2 separate regions of the Mus musculus genome follow, and region 1 is linked to region 2. Evidence: chromatin loops called from intact Hi-C (ENCODE). Cell type or tissue: left cerebral cortex. All regions are shown on one strand. Links, peaks and the distances in the headings refer to the core of each region. The heading gives the core; the rest is flanking DNA. Region 1 has its middle 42 kb from the start of Gm33318. Region 2 has its middle 39 kb from the start of Gm38791.

Region 1 (5,384 bases), core at 231-5,230, 270 kb before region 2:
AACTAAAACAAAGACCTAATCTATCAAAGTCCATATAGTTCTGGGAACGTCTCAAAATATACTAACTAGTTCTGGGAACATCTCAAAATATACTAACTTTTTTTTTTTTTAGTTTTTATAATTCTTTGTCTGGCTAACTGTTCTTCTTAGCTGAAGTATGTCAACCCAGAACATGTGTTTTGTACTTGAAAGATCATCCTGAGAAAGGCCTAGTGCTACATTGATATCCTGAGGACCCAGTGTAGCTGCTAACTAGTTAATAAGGACTTCTGTTGGCTTTAACCCATGTGCATGAAGTCTTCTCTTGTCTCGTCCGCTCTCAACCAGCAAGAACGACACGACCACCAGTCCTTCTAACAGCAGTTTATTCAGCAAACTTCTGTCTTCATCTCTCTCGCTTCATCTTTTTCCTCATCTTCCTCTTTCTCTCTCTCCCTGACCCGGGCCTCTCACTCTTATATACTCTCAGCCCTCATCCACTCAGGGCAGGCCACGTCACCTCACCAGGCACACAGCTTCAGCTAATCAGGGCAGCAGGGGCATGTCTCCACCAAAATGGATTCGCCAGTATCCTGGTGCACCTGCGCAGCTCTTACGATGGTTGTGGCTTATTTTCAGGTGTATGAGGAAGTCAGGTGCAAGTCATAAGACTTAGCTGCAGTCCCTGGCGCCTTCTTGGGACTGCTGCCACACCCGCTCCTCACATTCTCTGGTAAATACCTCATAACAATTAGGACAAGTGAGAACCACTGTTTTAGGAGGTATGCGGTTTACATGCATTCTCACTCATATTTGGGGTTATCTGTTCATGCGATTACTTATTTCCCTTGTGGTACAGAAGTTTTATAACCTAATGCAATCTCCTTTGTCTACTATTATCATTATTTCCTATTCTAGAGACAATATAAAAAAATCATTGCCCAGACAAATATCACTATATTTCTATAAGTGTTGTAACAAATTGTCACAAACTCAGTGGTTGAAAAGAACATAAATAAATTTGCAATTTTCTAGTTCCTGATGTTAGAAAGTGCGAAGTCAGTTCAATTGCCATGGTTCTGGAAAGCCCAAGGAGAAATCCATGTCCAGTTCCCAGAGGTTATGGGCATGGCCTGGGTGTGGCTCCTTCCCTGCATCACTTCCTTTCTTTCCTGTTTTCTTTGATAGGCTCACGTTTCAAAAGACTGCTCCTAATCATAATTGCAATATGTAAAGTATATTTGGAGAGTGTTGGGGCCCAAAAGCCCCTGGCATCTCAGCCTCCATCTTTCCCTGGGCCATCATCTTTTAATTAACACTATTTTGTTTCTTCTACTGCCTTGCTTCTGTTGACTCGGGACATTTTACGACAGGGGCTTTCTGGACATTTTACAATGGGGACATTCCTTTGATGTCAATGTGTTACCAAGCGATAACACCAGTTTGGCCTCTGCGCCTGAGCAAATGCCGTTTGTGGTTTCAGCTTTCTAAGCCCTCTGCTTCCCAAGAGTAAATGAGACTTGAACAGAATTTTTTGTCTTGTCTCCTTCCATCATGTCTCCTGATCACAATTTGTCATTGTTGCTCCCTACCTGAGACCCCTGTTGCTTAAGTCCTGCAGGTCCAGGCAGGAGAGTTTCTTATATATAAGACTTTTTTTAAACCCAGTTTATTTTCTCTCCACTGCACTCTACATTTGTATGCCATATTGCGATTTTATTAACAAAACAATTGATACTAAAAAAATAAATAAAAACAAAGAAACAATGTCCTATATTTTGTAGTGGTGTAACAACTTCAAGTCTTACATCTGTCCTTATTCCTTTGTGAGCTGATGTTTGTATACTGTAGAATGGCTGAATTTCATTCTCCTACATTTGGATATTCAGTTTTCCTAGTATCACATACTGAAGAGACCATGTTTTTCCCATTGTATATTCTTGGCACTAGAAAGTTAGTCAGTCACTGGTGAATGCATGAATCTCCTTCTTTCTGCTTATGGTATTCTGCTTCACTGATTTATATGCCTGTTTTTATATCAGTGCGGTGTTGGTTTGCTTCTATGACTTTGTGGTCTATTTTGAAATCAGGTAACATGATTCCTCTATCTTTGTTACTTAGGATTTCTTCAGCTCTTTGGAGTCTTTTGAGTTTCCATTTAAATTTTAGGTTTCTTATTTTTCTTATTTTTTCTTATTTTTATAAAAAGAGCTATTGTACTTTTGATAGGGCTTACATTAAGTTTATACATCACATTGAATGATATGGGCTTTAAATAATAGTAACTTCAAATCCATGAATACAAAATATATGTCCATCTTTTGTGTTTTTATAATTTCTTTCATATATATTTCATAAGTCTCAGTGTACCTTTTTGGTTTGATTTATTTTTTTATTATAACTAATCATTTTATTGTAACTAATCATTTTTTTATTATAACTAATCATTTTCTTAACTGGGAAATGCTTATTGTTAGTATGTAGAAAATAGAAACTACCATATTGCTTTGAACCCTGCAATATTGGTTTTCTCTAGTCTTTAGAATTTTTTATATGTAAGATCACTTTGTCTACAAAGGAACAATTTCATTTCTCTTCTCTAATTCAGAGCTTTAATGCTTATTTTTCTTGTCTAATTGCTCTAGTGAGGGCATCTAGGAGTATATTGAAAGGGAGTAGTGAGAGACTGTAAGCACATTCTAATTTGCTTTGGGCCAGAGCATTCCCAGCAACATTTCTGTATTTTGCCTCCTTTTCCTCCTACACCCTCTTAAAAATATTCCTGCAGTTTATATAATGGTAGGGAGGGAAGAACCTTGAGATAATTGAGCCAGGGTATTTTCAATCTCTAATTTACTTTGACAATCTGTTAGATCATTTTTTTCCTCTTGGCATGAGCTGCCTTAGATGGCAACGCTTGGGTCCTTGTATGCAAATTAACTTGAGCTTCTGTTATCTTCAAGAGGACTAGAAGTTGGGAAGATGGTATAATTAGCAGCCTCTATCATTACCACATGATTATAATAAGTGCAAAAGGAAATTTCAAAACATGAACTAACAATTCTTTCAAGAAAACAGGAGTCCCAAGCAAGTGAAATGAGATAATATATTCTATTATAGAACATAACATGTGATCAATCACTGTAACACTGACAAACAATTTTTTAGCATTGTTTCTTAGGCTTTGGTGTAGAGCCATTGCTTGTAGTAAAAGAAGTTCAATGTGCAACAAAATGATCAGCAGACAATTAAGTAGTGTCAGGGAGTCTGGGAACTTTACCTAATCATTCTCAATATTCGTAATGTATCCCACTTATACAAGACATTGCAGCCCCAAGGCATGGTTTCTTTCACTAGATCATTGTGCACTCATGGCCTGATGTGACCTATTGAGAGCATATTTCTGAGCATCTCTTGAATACTAGGATTTGTCTTTGAAGAGACACACCATCACTAGAGAGCAGAAAACTTCAGAACTGGGAAGGCAGTTCAGTTCATAAAAGTATTTGCCTGGCGTGTACAGTGTTCTGCGTCTGCACACACTGGGCATCTCTGGCACTGCTTATGGGCACACCTGTCATCCCAGCATTCCGGAGGGAGAATCAGGATGGTCAGAAGTTCAAGGTTATCTTCAGCTTGAAGCTAACCTGGACTAGAGACCTTATCTCAAAATGATGATGATGATGATGATAAAGATGTTCATAACTGACAGGGAGCATTGCTTCTTCATAGTGAAAAAAATCCCCCCAAATAATAATCAATCAGAAAAAAAGCAGGTGGTATGGTATCCCTGCATATAAGAATGTCAAAAAATGCTGTATATTATGTTTTTCAGGAAAAGAAATGCTTTACATTTCCCTCAAAGAATTAAAATTTGTCTCTACAGTGAAACATAGTCACTTCATTTTCTCTGTGCTAGTATGTAATAACTTGCTTGAGTTTCAGAGAAGCATGGTTTACGTTTAATGAGGCCGCATTGGCTCCTTCTGACTGTTGGAATTTTTTTTTTTGAAAATTCCCAGATTGGTCAGGAATTCTGTTTTTTTTTAAAAATGTGTTTGTTTTGGTTTTTATTTTTATGCAGACTTTGAAGCTAACAAAACCAGACTTTATTTATTATTTTTAGATATATTTTTATTGTGTGTGTACACACGTGCTTGTATATCAACATGCACATACACCAAAACATCTATGTGGAAGTCAGAGGATAACATGTGAAAGTTAGTTTTCTCCTTCACTATGTGGGTCCTGAGGGTCAGACTTAAGTCCTCCAGCTTTGCAGCACCTGCCTTTACCCGATGAGCAATCTCATCAGTGCCCAAACTAGTCCTTAGGTGGTTGAGTTTTAGTTTGTTTTAGTCTGGAGATTTTTTTTTTTTCTATTTCCAACATTTCAGCAGAGCCACTGTTATTAAAGAACACTAGACAGGGGGTGGGGAGGATAGGTTGGTCATAAAGAGACTTCCTCAATTACTCTCCACCTTAGTTTTTGAGCTTAGATCTGCTTGGTCCTGGTGCTCACTTATTCAGCAAGACTGGCAGGCCAGTGAGCTGTAGGGACTGCTCTGTCTCCGTCTCCTCAGTGCTGAGATTGCAGCCATGTGCAGCTAATCTGTGCCTGGATTTTCTCATATGGGCTCTAGGGTACAAACCAAGTCCTCATGCTTGCAGAGCAAGAAGTTTATGGGCTGAGTCATCGCTCCAGCTCCAGTAAGGTTGTGCGTTTAGTCTGATTGTGCGTGTAGACAAGCTCTTTCCCTGGCCTCTCCTCACTCAGGCTACTAAGATTTGTATTCTCCACTGAACAAACTTAGACAAGGGCTGTGATGAAGAAGGCTGGTAAAGTCATGGCAATACAAAACAAGGTGCTATTAAGGTTTCAATGAATAGTGACCAAGGAAGATATTGTGGAGGATTATGTGGGGTCAGGACAATGATAGAGAGATCACTAGGATCTCTATATGTGGGGTGAGAGTGAACACAGCCAAAGAGACCATTGTGCTGATCTGCAGGCTTAAGCAGGCATTGGACCATTTTCCAAAGTCTCTGAGACATACCATTTTCGTGAGATTATTTTTTCTTCCCAGGTTAATTGACAGGCCCATTGGAAGGTTGTTGTTGTTGTTGTTGTTGTTGTTTTTGTTTTAATACCTTATCAGAAAACTTCCTGGATAATAAACTTCCTGGGAGTTCATAATGTCATGCTTCTAGAGAATATTAAAGATAGAACTCAGATTTCAATCTTTGATCACAAATTGTATAACATAGTTGTCGCAAGATATTTGATCACACTGGGAACCATATGATTATGTTGTTTATTGGGAAAAAAAACTGTCATGGTGTGACTCAGCCCTAGCACACACCTTTAATCCAAGAGTTTTCTGTTTATTGTAAACAGGATTAAA
Region 2 (5,384 bases), core at 100-5,099:
CCACTTCAGTTGAAAGGAGCCCAGTGTATGAGTTTATTAAAATAGATTCATCTCCTCCAAGAGTTGAGCAAGATTAGGTTGGAAACCTCAGTAGCTCCTCATCACACTTGAAGATCCTGCGGAATGACAGGTTGGGAAGGTGTGATGCTGACTAGCCTTGGGTGTAGAAAACAGAGGGGAAGTAGAAAAGACTTGAAGCAGAAGACAACTAGGCTCATGAAGAGAATAAAGGTCACCGAGATGGGGTGCACTGAGAGGAATGGAAGACAGGACAGATGCAGAGCTTGCATGGCCTTGGAGTGTATAAGATATGGCCTTTGTGGGGGTGGGGGTGACTTTTTTTTTAATCAAACATTAAAGACTATTAAAAAAAAAAAACCCATCTGGGCTATGGTGGCACACGCCTTTAATCCCAGCACTTGGGAGGCAGAGGCAGGTGGATTTCTGAGTTCGAGGCCAGCCTGGTCTACAAAGTGAGTTCCAGGACAGCCAGGGCTACACAAGAGAAACCCTGTCTCGAAAAACCAAAGCAAAAAAACAAAACAAAACAAAAACAAAAACAAAAAAAAACAAAAAATACCCCAAATCCCAACATTATTGAAGGAATGAAGGACACATGAAGGAATCAATGGGGGATCCAAACATTACCTTCCTAGAGAACTGTTTGACAATGGAAATCAATGAATAATTGATGTATGCTTGTATGCTCTTTAACCCAGACATCCACTCAATTCTAGGAAATCCTCAAAATGGTACACAAACATTCCTCTTTAAATATTTTTCTTTCACTATCTTTGATAAGAGTAAATAATCAGAGGCAAGCAAAACATCAAATGGTAGTTGATTAATAAAGTGATTATATTAACAGATAACCATTGCTCTACTAAAACTTAATTTTTTTTTAGGATTTTTTTTTAAATGTGTCTGAGTGTTTTGCCTGAACTTGCACCTGTGTTCCTGGTGACAAAAGACATCAGAGCCCCAGGAACTGGAATTACAATCAGTTTTGAGCTGTCGCCTGAGTACTGGGAGTTGAACTCTGGTCCTATGAAAGAGAAGCCAGTGTTCTTTTTTTTTATATTTATTTATTTATTTTATGTATATGAGTACACTGTAGCTGTCTTCAGACACACCAGAAGAGGGCATCAGATCCCACTACAGATGGTTGTGAGCCACCATGTGGTTCCTGGGAATTGCACTCAGGACCTCTGGAAGAGCAGTCAGTGCTCTTAACCACTGAGCCATCTCTCCAGCCCAGAAGCCAGTGTTCTTAATTGCTGAATCAGTTCTCTAGCACTTCCTCATTACAAATTATTATTGAAGATCTATCACATGGAAAGGGAATGTTACAAAGTAGCATATTCAGTTCATCTCAATTATATAAGAATACAATAGTCTACATTTTCAGAGAGTTAAAGGACTGGAAAAAAAATACAAAGCCACAGGTTAACAAATGAGCCAATGAAGCTCAGAAAGAAAAGGTGCCTGAAACCAGGTCTACTGATCTGTTTGATTCCAAGGACCCACCTGGTAAAAAGAGAGACCCAGTTCCCACATGTTGTCTTCTGACCTCCACTCAGGGGCTATGGCATGAGCAACCCCCCTGCACACACAAATAAATAATGTTTTCCTGAAGAGAGCAATGTTTGTATTTTCAAATGTTAAAAAGTTTTCTAACAGAAAATTATCTGGGGAAGTGTTCTTCATTTCCTAAAGATCTTAACGTTTATACCTTCAGTATTCAATAGTAACTGTATCTAGGGATCAAAAATATGGTACAGAGACTAGACTATTTATATGAAGGGATTGTTATATGCAAAAATTAGAATAGAAAACAGTGCCAGTCAAAATATAGAGAAACTACACAGTATAAATTCAGCTTTATAACAGGCTACACTAAAATAATTAGAAGGAAATATACTTGCCAAAAAAATGGAAGTCTGAGTCTAGAGTTGAGAAAATGCCAAGAGAAAATGGAAACATTGTCAAATATCCCCTCTCCGCTCAGGGCATGGCACAGATGGTTGAAGATAAAGAAAGACAAATCGTCCATCCATGCGAGTCTCAGGAGACTACAACAGAGAGTCTAAGCTTCAGTCCATCCGACATAGAAGAACACAGCTAGCTAAAGAGATGGTTTTAAAACTCCTCAGCCATCCCGACATTCTGACCCTCATAAATGGATCTGCTTCACAGCCTCCTCCTTGGGATCCGGTGGGGGGCTATTCTACCAGTGACACAGCTCTGGGGCTATTTCCTATTTGAAGCGTTCTCTTTGGAAGGAAGGAGAAAACACCAGAGAAATTTAGAACACTCGAGAAACTCCTGTAAGTTACAAGACACACAAGGTCCTTCCCAAATGTACATAAGCAGTGAGCAATTTCTGGGAAGGGGAGGCTGGCTGGCTGAGTTGTGCAGGGAGCTCCAGGGATATAACAGTCAATGAGATGCTACCAAGGCTAGGGCCCGAGTTTTGGTGTTATAGCCGTCTTTGTGTCTGTCACTCATGGTTAATCATGAAAGTAACCCCTCACCTACTGTGCAAGTTAGGTTTTTGTCACCTTGATATAAACTAAGGTCATCTGGGAAGAGGGAACCTCAGTTGAGAAAATGCCTCCGTCAGATTGACTTAAGCATCCCAGAAAAATGGACACTTGCAATAGATGACAATGACCTATCTTCTGGACAGAGGTTTAATCCTAACCCTTGTGCATTTCACATACTTGAAAAAGTATCAAGAAGAGCCATAAAGTCAGCAGCTAAGGAGTTCAAACTAAGGGACTTACATATGTCAGAAACATCCCTTCCAGGACTCATAAAATTTAGGAGTGAAGGGAAAGTGTAGTGAGAATTTTGGTTTCTTTAAAAACCCAGTTATGGGGCTGGAGAGATGAATCCATGGTTAAGAGTACTAGCTGCTCTTCCAGAAGTCCTGAGCTCAGTTCCCAGGACCTGCATGGTGGCTCACAACCATCTGTATGTAATAGGATCTTCTGGTGTGTCTGAAGACACTGACAGGACAATGTACTCACATATATAAAATAAATAAATAATTTTGAAAACATTTATATTATGTGCATATGTTTTTGTTTTAATCCCAAGTGTGGGGTGTGTAGCTGCTTCAGATTGTCCACAGCAGCTGACTATGATTTGTCTCATGCTCTGGCAGGAATGGGATTCTGCCAGCTGAAGATAATTTACGTTTGGAATTCTGGGAACTCCTTCTATTGTCTTAAGACTTTCTATTGGCTTAAACCTTTGTCTAAGCACTCATCTCTGGTGTATTGACCCATCCAGCAGGTCCAGTTATTCGAGGGTCTCGAGGGGACCTTCTCCTAAGAACCAAATTGGGGGATAGAGAGAGACGAGAACCTTGTGTAAAGAACGACACGGAAACATTCTGAGTAACATCAAGGTTCCACTGTATTAGCCAGGCCCAAGGTTTAAATGCACAAGCAAAAAGGGAAGTGCCTTTCAGCAGGAAGGATGGGGTAGTAGAATTGCACAAGCAAAAGGGGAAGTACAGGTACTTATCAGCGGGAGGGGTGGAGCAATAGAATTGCACATTCTTTAGGCAGTTACACGGGGAAGCAGGAACTTGGCGGTATCAGGGTACATCTTGTGGTCAGGACATCCGGCGCTGACTTAGGGCTGGAACACGCTGACTTAGGGCTGGAACAATCTGTGGTTGTTCTCGGAGCGGAGCTTCGGTGGACCGCTTTTGACCCCCTTTTCTTCTCAGGGGTTGAGGCCCAATTCAGAGATCAGGACAATTGTGTTATCTTAATAGCTCCCAACGGTGTATAATACACAACAGAGTGGGCCTTGGCACTACTGCTAGCTTCCAGTCATTTCTACTCCTATAGGAAACCCTTCACCATAGTCCCGTAAGAAGACCAAATAGCATTGATTAGTTCACCAAGTTAGACTTCGGTGGTATGAGTACTTTGGTCTGTCATGGGCTCCCTATCTGAGGTGAGAAGACATGTGTCACATCTCCCCAGAAAATGTGGTGTAACACAACAGTTGTGCTCCTCAGATTGATTTTTTTACTTTTATTTTTTGAGAGAGAAAGTAGCATATAGCCCAAGCTGGCCTTGAAATCATGTGTAGCTAAAATAACATTGAACTCTTTTTTTTTTTTTCTTTGAAACTCATTTTATTACAAAGATTTAGTTTCTTTTTTTGTTGTTGTTGTTTTTGTTTTTTGGTTTTTGTTTTTTGGTTTTTTTTTGGGGGGGGGTTTGTTGTTGTTGTTGTTGTTTGTTTTTTGAGACAGGGTTTCTCTGTGTAGCCCTGGCTGTCCTGGAACTCACTCAGTAGACCAGGCTGGCCTCGAACTCAGAAATCCGCCTGCCTCTGCCTCCCAAGTGCTGGGATTAAAGGTGTGCCTGGCTTAGTTTCTATTCTAAACAGCTTTTTGACATAGATCTCAGGAGACAGCTGTATCAGGCTCCTGTCAGCAAGTACTTCTTGGCATTAGCAATAGTGTCTGGGTTTGGTGTCTGCATGTGGGATGGATCCCCAGGTGGGGCAGTCTCTGGATGGCCTTTCCTTCAGTCTCTGCTCTGCTATTTGTCCCTGTATTTCCTTTAGACAGAAGCAATTCTGGATTAAAATTTTGGAGATGGGTGGATGGCCCATCCCTCAACCAGAGAGCCATGCCTAACCTCTGGATATTGTCTTGAAAGGTTCTCCCTCCCCTTTGTGGTATATTTCAGCTAATGTCATCCCCATGGGGTCCCGGGAGCCTCTTGCTTTCCTGACATCTGGGACTTTTGGTTGCTACCCTAGTTCCCCATCTCCCATTGCTACACACCTCTGTTCAATTTCCTGACCCTCTATACATCTCCATCTCCTCCAATACCCGATTCTGCCCCTCTTTTTTTCCATCCTCCTCTTCTCTTCCTCCCAAGTCCCTCCCACCCTCTACTTCCCTTGATTAAATTGTTATCCCTTCTAAGCAGGACTAAAGCATCCTCTCTTTGGTCTTCCTTCCTCTTGAGCTTCATGTGGTCCGTAAGCTGTATCGTGGGTATTCTATGCTCTTTGCTTAATATCCACTTATCAGTGAGTACATACCATGTGTGTTCTTTTGTGACTAAGTTACCTCACTCAGGATGATATTTTCTAATAGCTGAGTAGTACTCCATTGTATAAATGTACATTTTTTGAATCCATTCCTTTGTTGAGGGACATCTGGGTTGTTTCCAGCTTCTGGCTTTTTTTTTTTTTTTCCTTTTTTTTTTTTTTTTTTTTTTTAGTATAGAATAGAGTTTATTTAGGGCATGGAAAGGGGAGTTAAGAGAGTAGTAAAGGCAGAAAAAGGCAGAGAGAAGGAGAGAGTAGAGAAGTAGAGGCCAGCCATGGCTGCATGGAGAAAG

What was found. A loop is a pair of places that touch in the nucleus more often than their neighbours do. Peaks named below come from ENCODE experiments on the same cell type or tissue, not always from the same donor. Only the 100,000 strongest peaks of a DNase experiment are listed, where the experiment ranks them.
Region 1: a loop joins it to region 2, with 3.0 times the contacts of the local background. A loop is called at or near these places in 1 of 42 quality-filtered maps.

The regions. Positions count from the first base shown.
Region 1 is chr6:37,482,066-37,487,449 of GRCm38, forward strand. No RefSeq gene overlaps it. Among named protein-coding and RNA genes, the nearest start is that of Gm33318, 42 kb to the left of the region's middle. In left cerebral cortex, for the core only: no CTCF peak of the experiment used is centred there; a DNase peak (open chromatin) is centred at 2,819.
Region 2 is chr6:37,751,174-37,756,557 of GRCm38, forward strand. No RefSeq gene overlaps it. Among named protein-coding and RNA genes, the nearest start is that of Gm38791, 39 kb to the left of the region's middle. In left cerebral cortex, for the core only: no CTCF peak of the experiment used is centred there; a DNase peak (open chromatin) is centred at 2,017.